5 separate regions of the Homo sapiens genome follow, and regions 2, 3, 4 and 5 are each linked to region 1. Evidence: chromatin loops called from intact Hi-C (ENCODE). Cell type or tissue: PC-3. All regions are shown on one strand.

What was found. Hi-C counts contacts between places; a loop is a spot of excess contacts. Peaks named below come from ENCODE experiments on the same cell type or tissue, not always from the same donor. Only the 100,000 strongest peaks of a DNase experiment are listed, where the experiment ranks them.
Region 2: a loop joins it to region 1, with 11 times the contacts of the local background. A loop is called at or near these places in 13 of 110 quality-filtered maps.
Region 3: a loop joins it to region 1, with 8 times the contacts of the local background. A loop is called at or near these places in 7 of 110 quality-filtered maps.
Region 4: a loop joins it to region 1, with 4 times the contacts of the local background. A loop is called at or near these places in 2 of 110 quality-filtered maps.
Region 5: a loop joins it to region 1, with 5 times the contacts of the local background. A loop is called at or near these places in 18 of 110 quality-filtered maps.

What each region holds. Positions count from the first base shown.
Region 1 is chr7:81,713,727-81,718,726 of GRCh38, reverse strand. HGF (hepatocyte growth factor) reads left to right here. Exons shown (of 18, transcript NM_000601.6): 11 at 1,362-1,495. Among named protein-coding and RNA genes, the nearest start is that of HGF, 54 kb to the left of the region's middle. In PC-3, a CTCF peak has its summit at 2,542 (motif pointing right); a DNase peak (open chromatin) is centred at 2,556; H3K4me3 peaks cover 475 bases; H3K27ac peaks cover 615 bases.
Region 2 is chr7:82,015,319-82,020,318 of GRCh38, reverse strand. All of the region lies in intron 12 of CACNA2D1 (calcium voltage-gated channel auxiliary subunit alpha2delta 1), which reads left to right. All of the region lies in intron 1 of CACNA2D1-AS1 (CACNA2D1 antisense RNA 1), which reads right to left. Among named protein-coding and RNA genes, the nearest start is that of CACNA2D1-AS1, 8.6 kb to the right of the region's middle. In PC-3, CTCF peaks have their summits at 2,576 and 2,780 (motif pointing right); no DNase peak of the experiment used is centred here.
Region 3 is chr7:81,954,411-81,959,410 of GRCh38, reverse strand. It overlaps CACNA2D1 (calcium voltage-gated channel auxiliary subunit alpha2delta 1), which reads left to right. Exons shown (of 39, transcript NM_000722.4): 38 at 54-136. Among named protein-coding and RNA genes, the nearest start is that of CACNA2D1-AS1, 52 kb to the left of the region's middle. In PC-3, a CTCF peak has its summit at 2,686 (motif pointing right); a DNase peak (open chromatin) is centred at 2,680.
Region 4 is chr7:81,767,897-81,772,896 of GRCh38, reverse strand. It overlaps HGF (hepatocyte growth factor), which reads left to right and starts at 2,850. Exons shown (of 18, transcript NM_000601.6): 1 at 2,850-3,013. The coding sequence starts at 2,926. In PC-3, no CTCF peak of the experiment used is centred here; no DNase peak of the experiment used is centred here; H3K4me3 peaks cover 457 bases.
Region 5 is chr7:81,480,367-81,485,366 of GRCh38, reverse strand. No RefSeq gene overlaps it. Among named protein-coding and RNA genes, the nearest start is that of HGF, 290 kb to the left of the region's middle. In PC-3, a CTCF peak has its summit at 2,584 (motif pointing left); no DNase peak of the experiment used is centred here.

The sequences.
Region 1 (5,000 bases):
TTCCTCATCTTCATCCTCACCGTACACATACCTCAAAGTACCAGTTGGTAAACTTTTACCAGCATACCACTGAAAATATGTGATATATTTATTTAGAAACTATCAATGGGTCTCTAATAATACTTAATTCATCAAGTTTAGGTTTGACTTTTGGAAACAATTTGTAGGAAATTGATCAAGGATTAAGTCACATGGTACCATTTTGGCTTAAGGACAAACTTTGTAAGTAGGAGACAGAGCATGGCGGTTTTGAGCACTGACTCTTGAAATAGCCATGGGTTCAAACCCCAGCTCTAGTGTTTGCAAGTCATGTGACATTACACCAATTAGTTTTCCTCTCTGGATTTCAATTTCCACAAATGTAATATGGCATAACCTTAAAGACTATCTCATAAGATTGGTCTAAGGTTATATCTACAAAGAACCTACAACACAATGTGGCATGTAATAAGTACTATATGTGTTTACTGTTATTCTTGGTCCAGAAAAATGAAACTTGGTCTGGAAATATAGTCCAAGTTTCCATGTTCAAGCTTTTTAAAATTTTATTTAAAATGACACATTAATTATATTCAAGCATGGTAGCAATTAATAACTGGAAACAAGTTCAGTAAGATGAATAGTTTTAATGACTTTTATGATCAGTCAAAGTGGCCATGTAGAATTGACTTCATTCATGTTATTGAGGTAAATGTAAATATTGATGTTACATGAATGAAAATGGCCTTATAAAATAATTTACAGTAAATTTACAATCTTTGCTTTTCTTTTGTAATAAATTTAGTTAAGATGTGAATTAGAAATAAAGTATTGCTCGGTTATCTGTCAAAATAATATTTTGTAACTGATCAGTAAAATTTAGAATTTTAATTATTTAATTAACACATTATTCATTTCAGTATATCTTCTTGTACTCTGTCATAGTGATATGGCTAGTGATGCTTCATTTGTATCTAAAATGTAAAAAAATACTTGTATAATAGCTTGTATTTTTTATGTATTTTATAGTTTTAATCTTTGCCATCTGCTTGCTTTAGACAATGTTTTTCTTATTTCTATGCACAGAAGTATCATTACCATGCCACTGGGATTACCAAATAGAGGCAAAATCACAAAACCTAATATGCCAATTATGGAGCCCTCTTCCATATTTCCAAGTTAGAGAATCTGCTTCTAAAGTGTAGGAACAACAGTAGCAACCAAACAGACCTCAAACAAAATAGCTAAAATTCATCCCAAGTAAAAGGTTATGCTGTATCTACAGTGAAAGTAATGTGCTGAGATTATATCTTTTTGTAATATTTTGTGTCTCTTGGATGGAATGAGCATCTTGTGATGTGCAAGGCCTGTTGTTTCCACAGTCATATCTTCTGGGAACCAGATGCAAGTAAGCTGAATGAGAATTACTGCCGAAATCCAGATGATGATGCTCATGGACCCTGGTGCTACACGGGAAATCCACTCATTCCTTGGGATTATTGCCCTATTTCTCGTTGTAAGTACAGTTAGGGATTGGTGTCTTGTGAAATATTTTAAATGTACTACATTTCATCTAAAAGTTGTAAATAATATAGGTGGTCTGGCATTTATTCCCAAATGAGGAAGCTCTCCAGAGAGCAACACACACAAATGTACACAACACACACACAGACACACCACATGGTCTCTCTTTCTCTCTCTCCATCTCTCGTATAGATAAGAAGAAATTTTAACATTTTAATGGAGATTCTCTTCCCTCAGAAGATTTCCATTGGGATTCCGAAAGCATTAATTGGCCACAGTTCTAATATGACTGGGCTAGAAAGATCTCCCCACCCCCCAATACCAATACTACCTGTTCAGCTTCTGAATATAGCAGAGCTCTCAGCAAAGTTCCCAGCCCACTAAAAAGCCGTGAGCAGATCTGAACTAGTGGTACTTCTATTTCCTTCTCAGTTCTTTAATTTAAGACTAAAGAAGAGCCTGGAGTTTTCCACCCAGTTATCTGATTCCCAGATGGCTTTGTTAAAAAGATATTAGTGTATAAAGTAAAAGTTATATAAAAAACATGTAATACATGTTTGACATAGTTCATATAAAATACATGTCTGGTATAATTCATATTAAAAAGTCCCTAGATATCAGTAAGAAAAAGATGTGAGAATTCAGGAGAAAAAAGTAGAAAATAAATCTTCAAAAATATAGCTAATAAATAAATGAAAAGACATTAAAACATATTCGTAGGAAAAAAATGTTTAAGACATGAGAAGTCACTTCTACCTGTCAGGTTGGCAAATAAAATGATTGTAAATATCCAGTATTAGTGAGGACCTGGGTAATCAGTCTGTCTCAATTCTATGCTACTTACAGTGTGAATTCAAAATCCTGCTTGGAAGTTAGTTTGATAAAATGTATCAAAAGCAGTAATAATGTTGACATAGATCAGGATTTTTGGGCCTCCGCACACCCACATTTTGGGGTAGATGCTGTTCTGTGCATTGTAGCATGTTTAGTAGTATTCCTGGACTCTATCCACTAGATGCCAGTAGCATGACACCTGCCCCAAGTCGTGACAATCAAAACTATCTCTAGACATTGCCAATGTCCCCTGGAGGGCAAAATCATTTCCACTGGTAACCACTGATGTCTAGTAATACGTATTGAGATGGAAGTACGTCTTAAATATGTTATTGAGTGAAAAAGCCTTTTTATAAAGCTGTGTCAGTAGAAAGAGACCATTTTACTATACTATGTATCTGTAACTCTATGTTTACAACGAACATCCTTTACCACAATGTTAAACCACCTTCTCTTTAGAAAGGAAATACTTTTATAAGTTCGATAAAAACTTTGTTTTAAGAATGTTTTTCTTGTGAGACAAGCTAGTAGTAGCAAGTACCTTGAGAACAGCAGCAAAAATATCTACTCTAAAAAGAGATTAAATTGAAGAAATAATAATGTTGCTTTTAAAAAATGAAATACAACAGAAGTCTGTGTTTTTCTAGAATTTATGTCAAATTAAAGAGGTAAATTTCACCTTAAATGGAAACAGCAGTCATGTTTTATGAAATTCTAGCATTAAAGGCAAACTTTTAAAATATGATGTTAATCAAGTCTACCTATAATTAAGACTTGGAGCTGCTCCATCTATTTTTAATAGGTTGGGAAACTCTGTATAATAATAAATAACTAAATATATTATATGTTTGCAAATAAATGGCATTTCTAATAAGTTTATTTTCATTTTATCAGCCATGATCATAGCCTTTCAAATTAATTTGTTTTCCTAATGTTCTTCACTTTTCCCATATTAAGGTTGGCATAGGCTCAATGTTAATACTAAAAGAAACACACCTACTTTTTCAGAGAATGCCATACAAAAATATTTAAAAATTATTAAAAGATTATTATTTTTCTAAGTACAGTTTTATAGCACTATGTTTTTGTTAAGTCTCTATGGTTAAGACTAATGGAGGCTCATAGAATATATAATGGTGTAGGAAGAAGGAAAAAGGCAATTATCTGCCTTCTAAAACAAGTTATTTTGCTTCCTCTACAGATTTCCAGATTTTTAAAAATCACAGCAGCTCTATCTAGCACATATGCATGGTTAAGAGTGAAATGCCCTATAGTATCTCAAGGCACTGTGATTTCATTTATAATCACAAACCAAGGGAGCCAGGACTCTAATAATTTACAAGTTTTCAAAAAATTTTTTCAACTAATATTTTTAAACTAAAAGTAATGTGCTGTTGAAAGACTTGAGGGGGTTACTAGTATTTGATTAAATACTATTGCAGATAAATCATTTTATTTCAATGTATACCACAAATTAATTTTAATAAAGATTTTTACAGTGTCATTTTTCTAACTAATATTTATAGCCAGGATTTGTTTACATTTTCTCCCTGGTGAAAGGGTGATAATATTTATCTTTAGAAGATTTGAGTTCTTATTATTTATATAACTGCAGAGACTGTATAAATCATTTTCACACTGTAAAATTCTTTTACAAAACATGTAAAGGTTTTTATTCTTTTTTTTAACATGCTTACAAAATAATATTTTACATATTTTTAAGTTTATCAAATATGCAAACATAAAAATGTAGAGGTGCCTATATGATTGAGTATACACAGACACAGTTAGTATACTATTTTAGAAAAATCTTAACTACCAAGAGCGTAGTGGTTAAGAACTTCAATCCAGACTTCCTAAGAATGCCAGACCCATCACTTTTAAGTACCTTGGGCAAGTTACCAAACCCACTTAGGACTCATATTTGTATTTGCAATATTTTATAATAAAAGTACCTATTATATGGGACTATTGTGAACAGTGTCTGTTGCATAGTAAAGAGTCAAAACCTTAACTTCCATCTCTGTTTTTATTTGTTCATTCATTATTGTTAATTGAGCTGCTATTGTGTACAAAGCCATATATAACATACTATGTTTATAAAAATACAAACACTTCTTCTTAATTTTAAATAGTTCATAGTATAGAAGGGAGACATTTATGGAAATAATTACAAAGCAATATAATCATGTAATATGTATATATTAACAATATATAAAATGAGAATGTGAACATCGATTTCTTCATGGAGAAATACATGATGTTCGTAAACTTTTGAAATTGAGTTAAAGCTTTAAGAAGAGTGGGAGAAAGTTTTCTTTATGTTTTCAGAAAAAGTCCATGTTTGGTTCTGAGGCCATACACACACACACACACACACACACACACACACACACACACGCACACACACCCCTACCCTTCCGTAGGTAAAACTTTTATCATTGACATGTTTTCTTTCTTCAAATTTAAGTTGAACCAATAAAAAATAAGTATTGTATCACATATATTTTTGTAGACATGAGTCTGAAAGTAGTGTGGTATAGATAGTGTAGTATAGACAGTGGTGAAAGTAAAGGAAGAAAAGTGAGAATAGTATTTGGCAGTGAAATGGAAAAGGCATAGAAAGTAGTTTTTCAAGTTTTACTCCAGGCATGCAACAGAAG
Region 2 (5,000 bases), 300 kb before region 1:
ATTCCGTAACCTCATGCAGAATGCGCCTGACTGGCCATTTGTCTGTGTCTTTCTCTGAGCAGCTCTGTGGCTATGCTAATCATAATTTGCCCACCCAGGAGCCTGCCTTCAAGTCAGACAGCAAGACTTCCCCACAGGGATCTGCTCCTTACAGCTTTCATAGGCTAAGGTGGATCACCAAAACTTTGCAGGCTGCAAGTAACTTTCAGATCCTTGGGCTTTATAAAATAAAGTGTGAAAGGTGAATTTGGACACTTTTATTTATTACATAATGCTATAAAACTGGAGATATAGGCTAGTCAAATGCTCTGGATTCTGATGTATTTGTGAATTATGGAAACCACATTAGAATTTTACCCTAAAATATTCCATCCAATCTAGTATTTTCATAGGCTTAATGCCAAAAATTTTAGTACACAGAGTAGATTAATATAACCTATTTCTGACTTCATTTTTCTAACATGATTCGAAGGCTGAAGTTTTTATTTTATTTTTATTGGCTTTCTTCATAGACTAATTTCCATTATTCTTTGGAGATTTGCCTATTGTAAATTAAAGTTGAACTCTGGGTAACTGATAATTGTTGAGGTGACAGTTTCCAGTAACTGGGTTCTGCTGGGAAACAAATTCCTATGGCTTTTTAAAATAGGTTGACCCTGTGGCTTTGGAAAACTCTTAATTGAAGACAAGTATTTTAGTTTTCAAACAAAACAAAACAAAAACAGATTAGCAGAAGTCAGAACTGTAGGATAAAGTTACAAATCAGTGGGATATAAGGAACAAATCAGTAATACATTGTAAATAGCCAAAACTGCTCTTACTTAAAAGTCTTCTCAAATCAAGTAGGCCAGAGCTGTAATACCAAATTTAATTATTGGAATTATAATGTTCCTTTCAGAAGAAAAATAGTTTTGAAACAACTAAAAGTAAAATTATGTAAGTTTATAACTATGAAAAAGCCATAGGAATTTAATTTTTTTTGTTTTTTGTTTTTTGTTTTGAGACGGAGTCTCACTCCATCACCAGGCTGAAGTGCAGTGGTGTGATCTCAGTTCACTGCAATCTCCACCTCCCGGGTTCAAGTAATTCTCCTGCCTCAGCTTCCCAAGTACCTGGGATTACAGGTGTGTGCCACCATGCCCAGCTAATTTTTGTATTTTTAGTACAGACGGGGTTTCACCATGTTGGCCAGGATGGTCTTGATCTCCTGACCTCATGATCCACCTGCCTCAGCCTCCCAAAGTGCTGGAATTACAGACATGAGCCACTGCACCTGTCCACGAATTTAATTTTTAAGTTAATTACCCCATCCACCCCACCCCCACCCCACCAAGACAGAATCTCACTCACTGTGTTGCCCAGACAGAGTGCAGTGGTGTGATCTAGGCTCACTGCAACCTCCACCTCCTGGGTTCAAGCGATTCTCCTGCCTCAGCACCCTAGGGTAGCTGGGATTACAGGCGTGAGCCACCATGCTCAGCTAATTTTTGTATTTTTAGTAGAGATGGGGGTCTCACTATGTTGCCCAGGCTGGTCTTGAACTCCTGAGCTCAAGTGATCCACCCACCTCAGCCTCTCAAAGTGCTGGGATTATAAGCATGAGCCACCACACCTGGATTTAAGTTCAATTTTATTAAGTCTGCTCCCCAAATTACTATTGCTTTTACAATTATATAACTATGTGTGAATCCAGAATTATAAGAATTTTTTTTATTTTCAAGGAATAATATAGTACATAAATAAGTGTACTAAGTATATTTTGCCTAAAAAGTTGTTTACCTCCAGTAAGGATGTCTGCTTATTTAATATTAAATAAAAAGATTAAGAATGTATGATGATGTAAGTATAGTGAAACAGCCCAAATTGCAAAATGCAAGACACTAATAGCCCAGTTTTGGTCCTGCTCTTACCACATACTGTAATGAACTTACTGATATGTTGGATAACACCAAAGTCTTCTTACCCTCTGGTAAGAAGTAGAAACCACTCAAGCATCTATTCACTTGTTTTTAACAAACATTTGTTTTCATTTATGAGTAAGACACTACAATAGAAGCTAAATTGTATAATCTTGGAACTTTTAAAGCCCAATCCAACGTTTATTCAATACTAGCTTCCCACAGTATTTCTGTTGAAGACCTGTACTCCAGCATTATGAAAAATATTTGTCAAAGCCATCTGTTACTGTATATGTCTTGTGTGACTCTATGATGAAAATTTCATAGAAGCAAACATTTTGAAAGATGAGCCTACATAAAATCATATATGTTGAGAAACAATTAGCTACTTTTCTAGGAACATTTTACTCACAACAGAAAAGTTTTCATGTGCATTTGTTATATGAACCTAGTGTTGTGATTATAAATATACTACTAGGCATGAGTAAAGGAATTTTTTCTCCACAAAAGTCGCCTTAGCCTGGATGTAGACCTCCTCTAATGTAAGTGATTTGCTTGAGTGAGAGTTAAGATGAAATATTTAGCTTGTGTGACTACTAGTTAAGCATTTTGAGTTATTTTTGTATGTCATTTTGTTTTTATGTAAGATCATGCAAATGTGCTTAAAAGAACTGTACAAATACACATCTTTGAGAAGGTAATTTACCTTAAGTTTTAAATTGTACATATTTCAAGGAATCACTTTATTTTTCTATAACTCCAAAATTAAGGTTAAACAAGAACTGTAAGTTTAAAGAAGTAAAAAAAAAACATCTGAAGAAGCAGGGTATCAATCATCTCTGTGGACTTTAGCATCTGGAATTTAGTTCATTGACTATTCCACATGGTGGCAGTAGCATAGTATGGAATAGGAGGAATGAAACCATTTACAATTCCAAGTGGAAAGTTGTGTACACAAAAGTTCTTTTAAATTTAACCAATACATTATTTATATGCACTATACAATATGTAATGTGAAAGTTTATGAAATCAGTGAAGTTAAAATTCTTATGTAATTAGCTAAAATGTACAAAGAAAAAACAAGTTCAACAATGGTATGGCGCTAGGGAATGAAATTTTTTTATATTGATTTTTTACTGTCAAAGAATGTGTGTAAGGCACTACAATAGATCCTAAGTTTTGAATGACTTATATTAAACTTCTTCTCAACTGAATATATATTTATAAGATCATTATAGAAAGCTCTAAGATAATCTATATAATCCATAAAATCATTAAATACCTATGTGCATATGTGTTTGTATGTGTGTGTATATATACATACATATACGTAAAACCAAGATAAAATAATCTTGGGTATATTAGATTGCGTAAATATTGTAATGGTAAAGCAGTTGTATAAATTATAAAGAAGGTTGCATTTGCAATTAGGATTTTAGTAAACACTTGGAATAAAATTTCAGGAAAATAATGTCTTTAAAAATCTCTACAACAAGGCAAATGAAAATTGAGAAAAGGGGTACAAATTATACATTGATGACATGGGAATGATTCAGTTAGTTAATGCAGCTTACATTTAAGTAGCCAAGAACCTATGCAAGAAAAAGAACAAAGAGGTTTACAAAAGAGTTTGGCGTGTTTCAAAAATTATAATTAAAGCTGACAGAATGTGCACTACCCCAGCCCTGATCCCAAATACCTTAATTTTGACAACCTCTGAGGGGTCCATGTAAGCAAACACGTAGAAGTTAAGTGAAACTTTTATAGCAAAATAAATAAAGCAACAAGCTTTTTTTTTGGGGGGGGGGGGCGGGCGGCTAGTGTTTATTTGGACTATTTGAATGATAACATCAGTCAAATAATCATATGTGTGGATCTGAGTGTAGCCTCGATGTTATTAGAAGTGCTTGCCTTTCTGAGACATAGATATAAGATTCATATAGTCTTACTTGTTTATTTTTTTACTGAAAAGTATTTTATGAAAAATGTTTTACTAGATGATTGTTGTGGTAACAGGAACTTCTAGGCAAAGCCATGCTTCCGTTGAAAATTTGAGGTATGGGTTCAAATGTTAGTTATGAGAGAGATCCCCCAGTGCTTCCTGGAGCATCTGGACTTTTTCCCTGACTTGAATTCATTTGATGATTGTTTAGGGTATGGCATTTAAATTGAATTATCAGTTAGGGTGGTCAACCTGCTTATAAAAATATTTCCATTTAGAAGCTCAACTCTGTAAGCAGTAACCCTACATTGAAATTTATAGACAGACCCAAAAATGACCTAACTGATGAATTAAAGAAAATGAAACCATTGCATTTTGATTGGGAATTCCTGGAGAGAAAGATAGATTGAGAGAGAGAAAAAAACCAACTTCTGTCATTCACTTAGAAACAATTATTTATTCTTACAGTTTGAAGTATTTAAAGCTTGGATTATGTTCACCATGTGGCCTCTTACGTAACCAGCTAAGGCAAACCTGGATGATGTAAGAGTGGCTCACCTAAAACCTTACAAATGAAATAGCAACATCCCTGATGTACGTTTTGGGGGCAGGGATTGTTATAATGTGATCTGTGTGGCCAAGACCAGTGAAAGAACAGAGAACAGATGTGAAATCTCTTTTGAGATTTGTACTCTGAAATCATGTGCAACAGTTAAAAGATACAAAACAATTAGAAAATGTCCATTCAAATAGTCAGTCAACATGAATTAGGGAAAAGCTCTTAACATAGTTCAAACTGGAATTTGAACTCATGGAAAAGTGATTTTCTGCATGTCTATTTTTAGAAATAGCTAAAATGTTGAGCTGAGAGTATGGGTTTACTTAGATTACTAAATTAGTAAAAATCAATATATATGTAAAAATAATTTTATTAAGTATAGGTTGACCTCATGGAATTTACCTTTTATACTTTCACACTATTATTTAAATTCAATGTCTTTCAATAAATAAATTATAAAAACTCTCTATTGATTTTAAAATATTTGCATACTTTATAGCATGTTAGGAACAGTCAATATTTTGATTATATTTAAAAATCCTAGGAGCTTAGAATATCTATTTATATGTGTCAGCCAACTTTTATAGAAAATAAGTAATAT
Region 3 (5,000 bases), 240 kb before region 1:
TTTTAATCATGTGAAAAAAACTAACATGAGATTCCTTAACAAGTCTCTTTTAGCTGACGGTCCAAATCCTTGTGACATGGTTAAGCAACCCAGATACCGAAAAGGGCCTGATGTCTGCTTTGATAACAATGTCTTGGTAAGATCACACTTCTACTGGATTAAAATACTATAAATTAATGGTCACTGTCCGCAAGAATTCAAGGATACAAATTGCAATTTTAACTCAAACGTAATGTCTTAACCATAGTTTTTCTCATTAACATGACATACTTGCTGGTAGATTTTTTTCATTTCAGTAGTTTTCATGGTTAGCATAAACTTGACAGTTGCTTCTTTTATATGTCCTTCCCACAGAAATTGTGCTTTCAAACACAATTCCAATCAATTTAACTCATAGTAAATGTTAATTATGGTATATTTGTTGCCTCCATTTATATTCCAATCCTGAAGATATAAAAGTTAATTTTATTATATTTTTGTTAGTTATATTTGTCTTCAGTGAATTGAAAAACCTGTTATACAGCCATTGTCTTATTATTACAGAGTTCTAGTGTGAATTGAAAAACCTGTTATACAGCCATTGTCTTATTATTACAGAGTTCTAGTTTCTTTTGGATGGTTTCTGATGCTATCACATATTAGACTTCTATTATTTCCTTTAATTGTACTAATTTCTTTTTCTAGTGTTTGAAACTAGACCAGGTCAATTACATAGGGTTTGATAAAATATTACAAATCATATTTAATATATGTCACTTAAAGATGGCTTACTACTTTTCCTATAGTTCAGCTATCTTTCTCTAATAAATACTATTCTGATTTACTGTGTATTGATTATATACAAGGTAGGTAATATGTCATCAGTATGTACTACATTAGCTTTATGCTTTTAAAATTCTTAAGAAATATTAATCTATTCTCAAAGATGAAGTCTACATAAAAATCTCTGTCTACCTCTTTTTAACTAATTTTAAATACAATACTTCCTAATTCTGATTCTTCAGTGTGTGCACACACCAATGAATATCCAAACTTGTAAAGCATTATCTCATAAATTATTTGAGTTATTTAGTTTACCTACTCAAATACATAGCTGCATTTGTCCCAGAAAGGACAAAACATTTTCACAGATAATATTATGCAATTAGATAATATAAATTAAAAATAGCACAAAGAAGTAATAAAATCAGTAATGGGGACTAAAAATGAAAGATGTATTAGCCAGTCAATCCCAGTTATCTCTGTGAGGGATTATTGATCCTTGCTAGGGAGAGTAATTCAACATTGCAACTAAGCGTTTTTTTTTTCTTTTTAAGATATATTAAGTCCAGATAGGCGGACTCCTGTTATTCTGTCTACTGCAACTTCAGCACGTTGCCCATGTAAAATTATTCCCCCAAAGAATGTTTTATGAAGGGCCAAGGGTCATGTCACTCATTAGAGAAACTTCGCTCATCAACTATTTGTCACCAGTTTTTTGACACTAGAAATATTAAATTCAGATGAACTTGAAAAGTGACTTAAAAGCCTATTGCCCAAAATATTATTCTAGGAGGCTATATCTTATGATCAAGCCATTAAAAGGATTTGACCAAGACAAAAATGTTCAGCAATTGAAGCTCCTATAAATGGGTTGTGTGTGAAAGTACAACTGTTGCTCAGTAGCTTGGTGTGCTAATAATATCTTGTGTTTCTTTAGCAGTGGAGTTATTTTGGTAATGCTTATTTGCAATGGTCACTGTGAATCTGCTCTGGATGGAGACTCACGTTAACTGCCAGCAAATTGCATGAAATCTCATCTTGTATGTCTTCTGTGTTTTCTTTCCTTTTCCTATACTTGCTACTTTGCCCGTTATTAATAGGATCAACTTAAGTGCACAACGAGTCGTGCCTGTACCATGATGTCAGCTCCTATCTTCATTTTACTGCAAGTTTTCATGTGGTGTGGATGGTCAGTCACTTTCTCTAATTTTTCTTAGTTTTTGTTTTTGGCTTGAAATTCTAGAAAATCACCCATATTCCTAAATCTGCGATATTAATGTTCCTGAAACCAGGTTATTAAAATCTCAGGACCAATGTTGTTGTTTTGTAAATAGCTGATTTCAAATGGCATGTACATTTCTAATCCTAAATGAAACATATTCAATATTTATGTAAAAATCATTTTTCATAAAGTTTTTGTGTAAAAATTGTCATTACAGAGACAGATATACAGGCTTCATGGTATTTTATGAGAACTACCTAATGACAATTTTTAGAGGTGGTTATCTCAATTTATTTACAAAAGATGCTAACACAAATTTAATGCACTCTTTCAATTCCTTTCAGATTTTTCTACTTTTTAAAATAAATCTGACTTAAATAACTTTTTAGATTTTTTACTCTCAAAATATTCTTATTGAAATATTTTAGAATAAGTGCTTCTAGTTTCTAAGTTCATTTTATTTAATATACATTATCTAGCCCAAAATTATTAATTAACCTTTTAAGAAATTTCTGAGTTCTCTATTCAATACTACTAAAGAGATGTTTTGGGTCTTGGATTTGCATTTAGTTCTTCATTTACTGTTTTGCAATTTCTTTTCTAATGCTCTGGAATCATCATGATGTATTACTAGAGCACGCACTTTCGTTGTGTTTGTCATTGGTTTCCAAGTAGTCATTGATTAGGAAGCCACTAGATGGAGATGTGGCCATTACTATGAATGGAGTGAATTCACAGGCAGGGGTGATAGAGGGTGGGGAGTAGAATAGCAGAGGGAGTCTCAGAAAATAACCACAAGTCTTCTGGCATAATAAAAGAATAGTTTTCATGGCAAAAGACGCCAAAGTAAGGAAACGTTGCTTTAATATCTTCATATACACATTTTAAAAATTGATATATAGGCAATTATTTGAATTATTATTAATTCCTGAAAGAAGTTCATAGGTAGTCAACCATTACACAAGAAAAGTGTAATCAAATTATATTTCTATAATTGTCCTTATTTTCCCTTTTGATTCAAAAGCTTACTTCTGTCAATCATAGAATTTTTAGATAAGATTTATAGGTTATCAGTTACACTAAAAAATATGTAAGTATTGCTCTTGAGTAGGCCAGCTCTCTTTTTACCTTTCTCTTAAAAACTTATAGCAACGGCTGGGTGCAGTGGTTCAAGCCTATAATCCCAGCACTTTGGGAGGCCGAGGTGGGTGCATCACCTGAGGTCAGGAGTTCGAGACCAGCCTGGGCAACCTGGTGAAACCCCATCTCTACTAAAATACAAAAATTAGCTGGGCATGGTGGTCCCAGCTACGCCAGAGGCTGAGGCAGGAGAATTGCTTGAGCCTAGGAGGTGGAAGTTGCAGTAAGCTGAGATTGTGCCACTGCACTCCAGCCTAGATCACAGAGCTAGACTCCATTTCCAAAAAAAAAAAAAAAAAAAAAAAATATATATATATATATATATAGCAACAGTGACTTTAAAATCTTTTTAACCTAAGACCACCACCCCCCCCCCCCCCCACCAAAATAACATTTTCCTATTATGGTACTTTCCTTGAACTATAATTATAAATCTATCATGGCAATAATTATATATCACCATGGACTCAACTAGGATATTTATGTACCAGATAATATGCTTTATAAATTGTGTTTGCATAAAATAATAAATTTCTCAATGGACAATTATTGACTTGCTTTACTTCTTTGATTAATAAATGTTAGCTTTTTCATTTGCTTGAGTTTTGATGAAGTCCTCATGGTATGGAGCTTCATAATTGTAGAAGTATAATCTATATCCTTCTGATCTCCAAAAAGAAAACATTTGAGATTCCTTTATATTATTGTATCAAAGGAATACATAATATCGATGATGTATATTTTACATTAACAAAATATGCTTTCAGTATTTAAAAACACAGTTATCTGTATAGAACAGTGAATCCACTTAGTGCTATTTGAATGTTGATATAATGATATCAAAGGAAGTATTATTTTCTCTGAAACAATTAAGTTGAAAAAAATCATTACAAAAAATACTGAAATGTTAGTTGGCAGTTGTTTCCCACATTAAGGACCATAAAGGTTATGGTCTATGCTCCAATGTAGTCTGGCTAAAACTAGCAATTTCTGTTGGATTAGGTTCTGCTCACAAGCAAGGTAGAATGGTAGTATAATCTCCAAAGCCTACCAAGGGGCCCTTATACCCGGTAGAGTCCGGAAGGATATAGATTATACAAAAACAGTTATGAAGCTCCATACCATGAGGACTTCATCAGAACTCAAGTGTTCAAACAAGACTTTTTGATAACAAGTTTATGAAGACTCAAAAAGCTAACATTTATTAATCAAAGAAGTAAAGCAAGCCAATTCTGTCCATTGAGAAATTTATTATTTTATGCAAACCCAATTTATAAAGCATATTATTGGGTACATAATCTGTCTACATTTAAAGAGTTGAATAAATATACTACTACCTACCTATCTCACGAGTTAATGTGTAAGAGTGTTAAGGTGACATGTCGGAGAACAAATTATTTGCTAGGGGCATTATTCCTATTATTATGCAGTATCTACATGCCTAAAAATTTTTAAATATAGATTGTCTTCAAAGTTGCTGGTGGTAACTTTAGTACAGACTTACCTGAATTCAAAAGTTAGTCCATGATTTGATGGCTGTCTTCACCAGCGATTTGCATTTTGAAGGAAATTAAATGATGGCTATAATTCAGAAAAAAAGATCAAAAACCTTTTAGCCAAATGACCAGAACATTTTCTTTTGAAACATGTACTTCTAAATTTAATAAATTAAAAATTATTAAGCTTGTACTGTATGCAATTAGTTGTCCCAGGTTCTGAATGGGGAAAGAAAGGCAGAGTAAGAGTTTAGCAACAGTAACTTCAAAAGATTTTAGCCACTGGTAACGCATGCTGTATGAAGAAAACTTTGGGGCAAAAACCATATGAATTTTACTATGGTTTAGATTTTTTAAAGAGTAATGAGAAAGGAATAAAG
Region 4 (5,000 bases), 54 kb before region 1:
TTTTAATAATCTTAAACTTACTGTAAGGATGAAATAATTTTCAATAGTATGTAATATGATGCTTAGCATACATTAAGATCTCAGTGTATATTAGCAACAATTTCAGTAAAGAAAGACCAAATAATTTTTGTCAAGAAATATGAATATATAAATTATATAGGTTTTAAGTTGTATTTACCATATTTAATGTGACAGTAAAAAAAGTCACGAAAATGTGTGACCTAATAAGTTTATTCAGTTTTCTAATGTCCTGAACCCCTTATCTCAGATGGATTTTGCTCCAAACTTATAACAATAATTTACAACCCTGACTCTAGTTTTTTTTTCTGAGAGAAAAAAATAAATAGAAACACTGTTCTTTTTCTTTCCTTACCTACAGGAATTTACTTACAGAAAAATCTAACTTCTTTTAAAAACAGCCTTAATCCCTTGTTGGGCCAAGGGAAAACTTTTCCATTGTTCTCTGAAGGTTTGCTAAAAAAAAAATTACTGTCAAGAGGCAGATCAATAGAAGAAAAGGCATACACATTTATTTGATCATAATTTTACACAACCCGAGAGCCTTTAGAACAAAGACCCAAAGTTACAAAAGAAATTGTCCATTTTTATGCTTAGGTTCAACAAAGTGTGGGCAGGTGTGGAGAAATACAACTGGACAAAAGGAATATGATCTCATGCTAACAGACTGAGTGGGGACGCCTGGCAAGGTGAGATTCTTCCTGGTATCTCTGTGCAGTACTCATTCCTTCTGGGTATGGGGCAGGACCTTCTTTGGAATGGGGTCTTATGAGCTACGATCAAACAAGGTAGGTCAGATAATGTCTTTATGGCCAGATTTCACACAGAAAGTTGAGGTGTTAGAGTGATATGCTTAGGTTTTATGGCTGGTTTGGGAAAAAGGGTTCTGGTTTCTAGGAGCCACCTTGGGAAAGAGGGATTCTAGTTTCTATGCCTCGCCTTGGGGGAGAATGAAGGGCCGGAGACTGGAGAGCAGGAGAAGGTCAGAGAGAGCTGATTCTGAGGTCTTCATTTGGGGTATCATTTTTCTGAGCCCCTACACCCTAATAAAGCACAAGAGATGCAGTGGAGCAATTCAGGGTCACGGTCAGGCTATGCATTGAACTGAGATTTCCCAAAAAGTCTACTGAACAGTAAAAAGAAAGTAAAATGGATCCTGGGGACACCAGACAGAGGCTGACAAATGATTTTTAAGTAAGGAGAAAATGATAAAAGAGAAGGATTAGCAATAGAAACGGGTCATATAAAATAGATCCCTCAAAAGGAATTCTCTTAATCCCTAGCTTCTCTAGATATCCCACAACCTCAGGGACTTATCAGGCAGGTTGTTTTTCCCTGAAAGTGGGGGTAAGGGAGCTGGAGGACAAATGAAGGTGGTATGTGGAGGGAAGGCTGTTCTGTGGATGAGTTTAATTCAGCCCCACAATCACTTCTGTACAGCTACCCACCGCTCTAGTCATTCCCACATTTGGCCTGCTTTCTTTTCCTCTGTGGACAGGGGCACTGTTCTCTACTAATATCCATCTCAGAGAGATACAGGGGCAAGTATCCCTCAGCATCCATTAGAAATAAAGCAGGCTCTTGCTTAAAGTTACCAGAGCATCCACCTCTGGGTGCAAAGACAAATTCTCTGAATCAAGTGAGGGGTCTGGGCAATGATCTCACAAGGATTTGATACCTAGGAGTCCCCCCATGCCCATACAAGCTCCTCATCTTTCCACTTACACTTTGGGAAGCTGGCTGTCGTGTACAGGCAGATGAAGCTGGAAAAGAGAGGCATATTCAGTACTCACGAATTCAAACAGCTTGAGGGATTTCCGGTGAAAGTCAGTCCTAACCAGTGTATACGTACATACACACCAACATGTGTGAATGTGTTGTGTGCACGTGTGTGCCTGTACAAGTCCACATGGCATATTTACCTGTCAGGGACAGGCTATGGACAATGACTGTTTCTTGGACTTTCTCTTAAAAAGTCAGATCAGACAAGTTTATTTTGTATACTTTGGGTAAATGTGTGGTATTTCGTGAGTTTGGCAGTTTGTGAAAAAAAAAAAAAAAAAAAAAAAAAAAAAAAGCTGCCTGCTCTGAGCCCATGGGGCAGGGGCAATTTTTTCATCTGACAATCTGCGTGCTTTTGTTTTGCTTGCTTATTTTGGCCCCACAATACCACACCCTTTTCTTAACTAACCTCTTTCTACCTGGGCTGGACGTGCCTGGGCTCTCCTCCCTGGCCCCGCTCCCACCTCTCCCAGGTCTCTAAACCCCTAGAGAACCTGTGTCAGTGTTTTGAATCCCTCAGTTGCTCTAGCAGGAAAACTAGACAGATTAGGAGCTGGGGCACATTTGGCTGAAAGACAGCTCTTCGCTTTCTTCTTATGCTGCTTCCCCTTCCTCTTTTCCCAAATAGATATATAAACACATGTATTTTCCTGTTTAAATTGAGCGAATTGGTCCCCTGCCTGTGCCTTGATTTAGCCATTGGGCTCAGCCTTGCTCCTCCCTTCCTTACTCGGATAGGAGCCACTGGGATCTGGAGCTCCAGCTTCCAAATTGAAGCTGGCCTCAGGCCAGGTGACCTTTTCTTTGTAAGTTTCTTTCCTAAGCGTGGGGTTGGGGGGAGGCGGGGAATGGGGGGGGTTGCAGGGATCTGTTTGGTGCTGTTGAAGGGGGGGCGAGTGAGGAAAGGAGGGGGCTGGAAGAGAGTAAAGGGCTGTTGTTAAACAGTTTCTTACCGTAAGAGGGAGTTCAGACCTAGATCTTTCCAGTTAATCACACAACAAACTTAGCTCATCGCAATAAAAAGCAGCTCAGAGCCGACTGGCTCTTTTAGGCACTGACTCCGAACAGGATTCTTTCACCCAGGCATCTCCTCCAGAGGGATCCGCCAGCCCGTCCAGCAGCACCATGTGGGTGACCAAACTCCTGCCAGCCCTGCTGCTGCAGCATGTCCTCCTGCATCTCCTCCTGCTCCCCATCGCCATCCCCTATGCAGGTTAGTTCCCTTCTTCTTCTTCATTATTAGTATTAGTATTTAACTCTCCTGCTAACCTTCCCTATTCCTTTTAACACCCTCTTTTTACCCTATTCCCAGCATCCTTTCTGAACTCAGTATGTAGTATAGGTTTCTAAAAGCTCTCATTATGCTTTTTTTGACATTCTTTTTTGTTGTTGTTTGAATAGCATTTAAAATGATAATTAACTTTCCCTCAACTCCCCTCCACCTCCAACCCAAGCCCCGTCCCACTTAGCCTAATAGTTGTGGATTATGAGATAGGGAGGAAGTGCTAATACTGGCTGAACTTGGCTGCTTTGGACAAGTTTAAAGCTAAAGAGAGGGTCTGGTCTGAAGAGGCAAGAGTGATGGTCAGTCCGGCAGGAAGTCATCCTTTTCCAGAGAACAATTTTTCATGATAATGCACTACTCCACATCACCTAGTCAACATTTGGAGCCAAATTACGACTTTGTACAGGTTTTCATTTTGAGGAGGCAGAATAAACTCTGAGTATTTGCATATCATAAAAATGAAAGAGAAAGCCTCTTTTTAAAGATCTTATTCTTTCTGGGTACGGATGCCTGCCCTTTGAAACTGCAGTGCACGGAGACTTTGATTAAAGCTGCAGAACTGCCCATCTCTGTCTCCCACTTTCTCCCTTGGATTTGCCGTTTGGGGAGGAGTTGCTTGAAAGTTCATATTGCTTGGAGATTTAGAGATCTCGTTTGCTGCTCTGGGAAGTTTCTCTTGTTATCAGGGCAAGAGGAAACATCTGTATTTTGTTGTATCATTGTAGAGGCTGAGGTGCCAACGGGAGAAGGCAGTGAATATCAAGGGTAGGCGCAGGGGAATAAAAGAGTGGGAACAAATGCCCAGATGGAGACATGGCCTTTTTACAATATAAAAAAGAGAACTGGCTGTATCTTTTGAGATGGTAAATATGACATTTATCAGACCTTTGATCTAGTTTTTGATATGGTACAAGGGTTAAAAAACTCAAGAATTTTCTAAATGCAAAGGAAAATCATTCAACCCACCTGGTTTTCTTTTATTTTGTGAAGTGGCCCGTTTGGAAAATGACACTGTTTGGAAAGGGTCACTCTGAAAGCATTTAGGTAAGATTTCTGAAGAAGTGAAAAAGCAGTGAGTTCAAATCAAGCAGGTTATCATGCTTGACATGTGTCATGTTAAAATCGCTTCACAGGGTCGGGTGCGGTGGCTCACGCCTGTAATCCCAGCACTTTGGGAGGCCGAGGCGGGCAGATCACGAGGTCAGGAGATTGAGACCATCCTAGCTAACAAGGTGAAACCCTGTCTCTACTAAAAATACAAAAAATTAGCCAGGCGTGGTGGCAGGCACCTGTAGTCCCACCTACTTGGGAGGCTGAGGCAGGAGACTCTCTTGAACCTGGGAGGTGGGGGTTGCAGTGAGCCGAGATTGTGTCACCGCACTTCAGCCTGGGGAACGGAGCAAGACTCCATCTCAAGAAGAAGAAGAAAAAAATGCTTCACAGATGACTGCTGGTTTAGGGGATTTTGAGCTTAAATTGAAATAATGGCTAATATTTTGAGGGTTTTCATTTTTAAAGATTAAAATGTCACTGTTCTTAAGTAGAATCTGGTTACCTGAATTCATCTGTGCTAACGCAAGGGGAACGCAGTGTGGAAAACCCAAACAGTAGATCAACCGTAGGCAGTGTCTATTTGTTTTCGGCATGCATTATGAACTTTTGGCAGGAGACATACATTTGTAATTATATTTCACTTTGCCTAATGTAGAAATGACTGTGTTTCCTGAGTACAGGCAGAATGCAGCCCAAGAGTGCTGGCAGGCAAGGAGAGTCCAGTTGGGAATTACAAATATGCTGTGAATAATTCCTGAAGTGGATAATTCTAAAATTGTCATCAAAGGAGGGTGCGCCTTTGTTTAGATGGCCAGTTTGATAGTTTTTTTTAATAACCTTTAAAATAAAAAATATGGGTAGC
Region 5 (5,000 bases), 230 kb after region 1:
CATTTTTCCAAGATTCCAGGAATATGTTAACACTGTTTCTTGTGGTTTGTGCTAGGGTATTAATCAATATTCATATTGATAAATTCTTCCTTATTAATTTTATGTTCCAGAACTCTAGATCCCTCAACCTGGACACCCTCAGGATTTAGTCCCATATGTACTCTCCCAGCTTCTGCTGGTACACTCTAGCTAGGTTTTGCAGCTTCTTTGGTGCACAGCTCTCCTTCCCCCATAGAATCAGCTCTTTGTCAGTTGGGTTATATTTTGACTTGATCCTAGTTATTGGTCTGATATCCAGGAGAGGAGTTGGAGGTTCATCCTGAATGACCTGAAAGTAAAATTGCAAGGGATTGTCTTCAAGCCAGTAGGTAGCACTAGTTCTTAACAGGGAGGAATAGGCCACTTTTGTAGGCCCACAAAGTTCAGAGAAGTCTGAGTTTCAAGTTTATCAAGTGTCTCATTTCAGACGTCTTGATTCCAGGATTCACTTCTTTATAATGAAGATCCTGACCATGGTGGAGCTGACATCCATGAGAATTAAATTTTCATTGGAGCTCCACTATACTTATATGTCCTGGGCTTGAGCTTAGCTTTTTCTTGCCTCTGGCTGTTGCAGTTTTATTAGTTTCTGTAGAGGTGTCATGATTCCTTGATTCTTTATAATACTTGTGTCCTTGCATTTGCTGTGCATTTGAAGAAATGGTCCATTCGTTTGGCCTTTACAGGTGTTCATTGTAGGAACAGACCTTCACTAATAGTCTAGCCTGTGATTCTGAAAGGGCTGACAACTCCAGGCAGAACTTGCTGTGGTTTCTCTAGTTGGCTGGGCCACTGCCTTTGCTCTGATGGCTGGGCTCTGCTGTCCAGAGAGACCACTGGTTAGGCAGAGACCAATGGTTGGGCTCTGCTATTAGAGGAAGCTACTGGTTGGGCTCCGCTATTAGGAAGAGTTGCCGGCTTGGTACTGTGATGCTCTCTGGTCAGGGTAGTCAGAAGATGTATTCCTTGGCTGGGCAATTTTACTATTTGGAATCTGCACTTGGGCAGGGCTTCAGGCTGGGCTTTGAAAGTTGCTGCTTGTGATGGGCAAGACAAGAGCCTATGCTCCTTAAAAATGTGTGATTAAGGGTTGCCTCCATTAGGTCAGAGCTGTAGGGTGGACTTTTGCCTGAGTCAAGATGCTACTTGACTTCCTGCGTCAAGCAGGTTTAGTTCCTACACTCCTGCAAAATGCACACGGGAGGTTGTTGGGCAGGCTTTTTGGCTGAGCTAAGTTACTTACTCTTTGGACTCCTAGGTTTTACAGGTCTAGCCCTTGTGCCTCTTAGAAATGTATGCATGTGGCTGTCTCCCTGCCTCAGCAGGATTATAAGGCAAGCTTTTTGGATGAGTGGAGCCACTGCTTGACCCAAGATATCTAGCCTGTGTGATTCTCAAAATGCGCAGAGGGGGGCATCTCCCTACCTGGGCAGGGTTGTTAGAGTAGGCTGTGTGCCTGGCCATGGAGGCTAGCCATCTAGGGACTCAAGCAAGGCTGAACTTCCCACTGTGCTTCTGAAAAAGATCAGTTCAGCTTTCTGGGTGGGCTATGAAGTTGGCTGGTAACTCTGATTGGGCACCGCAGCTGGTGTGAACACAGAGGTGCCACACAGATCCATATGCTAGTCACTGTGGCCTCTGCCTTCTTTCTTTGTTTCTACTTGACCCCAGGTGGTCTAGCCATGCCTTTACCCTTTTCTTTCCCTATGAGGTGAGACAGGCGGGATTCCTGGAAAGAAAGCATCTCAAAATGCTAGGGAAGCTGAATGACTGCCTCCAGTTCTCTTTCCCCACTGCAGAAACTATGGGTCCAGGGTAATGCTCTTCAACCAGTGTTGTGCCAACTTCGTGGTGGCGGGGGGGGAGACCATTCTTCTGACCCTTCTCACTCAATTTTCACTTAGGTATGTGTACCACATTGTCTCAGGCTCGTTTCCAATATTGGGCTTTTGAAGAAGATGTTCTGGTCTATGGATAATTGCTAGATAAGCTTACAAGGGGTGGGGGGAGTGTGTGTAGCCTGAGACTTTTTACTCCGCCATATTGCAGCCATCCTGACAATGATAAAAACTCTTAACAGACTAGGTATAGAAGGAAGTTGCCTCAACATAATAAAGGCTATATGTGACAAACCAACAGCTAACATCATACTAAATGGTTAAAAATTGAAAGCTTTTCCTCTACCACCAGAAACAAAACAAAAATGCTTCTTAACACCACTTCTATTCAGCATAGTACTGGAGATCCTAGCTAGAACCATTAGGCAAGAAAAAGAACTAAAATACATTCAAATTAGAAAGGAAGACAACAAAATTGTTTGCAGATGACATAATTCTTCTTGTTTTAACTTGATATAAAAATAATCATGTGATATTTTTCCAATTATTTATTAATTGTATTGAGTGTCATATATTTGAGAAAACATATAAAAATCCATTAATATTTAAAATAAAATGTGTTGGATACTCTGGGGAAACAAGTCACGTTAAATCTTAAACTTTATTCAAGGGAGATTTACAGCTAACATATGCCATCTAGTGGCACTAAAAGAAACTTCACTTACAAATTCATAACATTTCCATTTCTTAGCGTACTATACTTCTGCTTATTCTTATGAATCTTTATATATGCCACCCTAAGGGAGAAATTCTATTGAATTGAAGTCCCATAGTTTTTCATAGATTTCTTACAATGCATATTTTTATGCATACAATGTCATGAGAAAAGTAATAATTTGTCATCAAATCATAATATAATCTATTTGTCTGAATTCCACGCTTCCAACCACCAACATAACTCTTTACAAGATGATCAGACCTGATCCCCTTTTTTCTATTACATGTTAATGTAAATATACACTTAGACTGATGCTCTACATAAATTATCTTGAAAATGTTATATTAAGAAATATCTAAAACTAGTTCAGTTTTTATACGATTCATGTTTCTGTTTTTATAAAGCAGAATGTTAAAAAGCTTTCAAGTTTCATTACATGGAACTTCTTGCCACATCTTTTTTTTTTCAACCTATAAATTGTTCATTGTCAAACATGTATCACACTTTTGAATTAAGGCATTGATCATCCCCATTCTTTGTACCTCACATTGGTGACTGAAAAATGTTGTGCTCTGCTGGCAGAATAGAAGCCTCCAGAAACCTGGTCCTGTGCTCTGACACAAGAACCTAGTGCTAGTGAACATGATGATTCTAGTCCTTCTCTTGCTATAATCAGGTGGCGTCCATCAGTGACTAACTCTACAACTAGAAAATTACCTCTGCATAGAAATAACTAAGGTAGAAGAAGGAGTTACAACACCAAATAAAGCAAGAGGAGAAAGGTATTTCTCAATAAATTGAACTATTCCCACAGTCATTTCTAAAGACTGGTGCTAAAGAAATTGTGTTGGGAGGCCGAGGCAGGCGGATCACGAGGTCAGGAGATTGAGACCATCCTGGCTAACACGGTGAAACCCTGTCTCTACTAAAAATACAAAACATTAGCCGGGCTTGGTGGCAGGCGCCTGTAGTCTCAGCCACTCTGGAGGCTGAGGCAGGGGAAAGGAGAATGGCGTGAACCCGGGAGGCGGAGCTTGCAGTGAGCCAAGATTGTGCCACTGCACTCCAGCCTGGGTAACAGAGCGAGACTCTGTCTCAAAAAAAAAAAAAAAAAAAAAAAAAAAAAAGAAAAAGAAAAAGAAAAGAAAAAAGAAATTGTGAGTTTGTGAATTACTTTTTTGTGTGTGCCTCATATCTCCTTCAGTTCTGCTCTGATCTTATTTCTTGTCTTCTGCTAGCTTTTGCATTTGTTTGCTCTTTCTTCTCTAGTTCTTTTAATTGTGATATTAGGGTGTCGATTTTAGATCTTTCCTGCTTTCTCTTACAGGAATTTAGTGCTATAAATTTCTCTCTACACACTGCTTTACATGTGTCCCAGACATTCTGGTACGTTGTGTCTTTGTTCTCATTGGTTTCAAATAATATCTTTATTTCTGCCTTCATTTTGTTATTTACCCAGTAGTCATTCAGGAGCAGGTTGTTCAGTTTCCATGTAGTTGTGCCGTTTTGAGTGAGTTTCTTAATCCTGAGTTCTAATTTGATTGTACAGTTTGTTGGGCCTTCTGTTCTTTTACATTTGCTTTACTTCTAATTATGTGGTCAATTTTAGAATAAGTGTGATGTGGTGCTGAAAAGAATGTATATTCTGTTGATGTGGGGTGGAGAATTCTGTAGATGTCTGTTAGGTTTGCTTGGTCCAGAGCTGAGTTCAAGTCTTGTATATCCTTGTTAATTTTCTGTCCTGTTGATCTGTCTAATATTGACAATGGGGTGTTAAAGTCTCCCGTTATTATTGTGTGGGAGTCTAAGTCTCTTTGCAGGTCTCTAAGAACTTGCTTTATGAATCTGGGTGCTCCTGTACTGGATGCATATATATATTTAGGACAGTTAGCTCTTCTTGTTAAATTAATCCCTTTACCATTATCTAATGGCTTTCTTTGTCTCTTGATCTTTGTTAGTTTAAAGTCTGTTTTATCAGAGACTAGGATTGCAATCCCTGCTTTTTTTTTTGCTTTCCATTTGCTTAGTAGATCTTCCTCCATCCCTTCATTTTGAGCATAAGTGTGTCCGCACGTGAGATGAGTCTCCTGAATACAGCACACTGATGGGTCTTGACTCTTTATCCAATTTGCCAGTCTGTGTCTTAATTGGGGCATTTAGCCCATTTACATTTAAAGTTAATATTGTTATGTGTGAATTTGATCCTATCATTATGATGTTAGTTGGTTATTTTGCCCATTAATTGATGCAGTTTATTCCTAGCCTTGATGGTCTTCACAATTTGGCATGTTTTTGCAGTGGCTGGTACTGGTTGTTCCTTTCCATGTTTAGTGCTTCCTTCAGGAGATCTTATAAGGCAGGCCTGGTGGGGACAAAATCTCTCAGCATTTGCTTGTCTGTAAAGG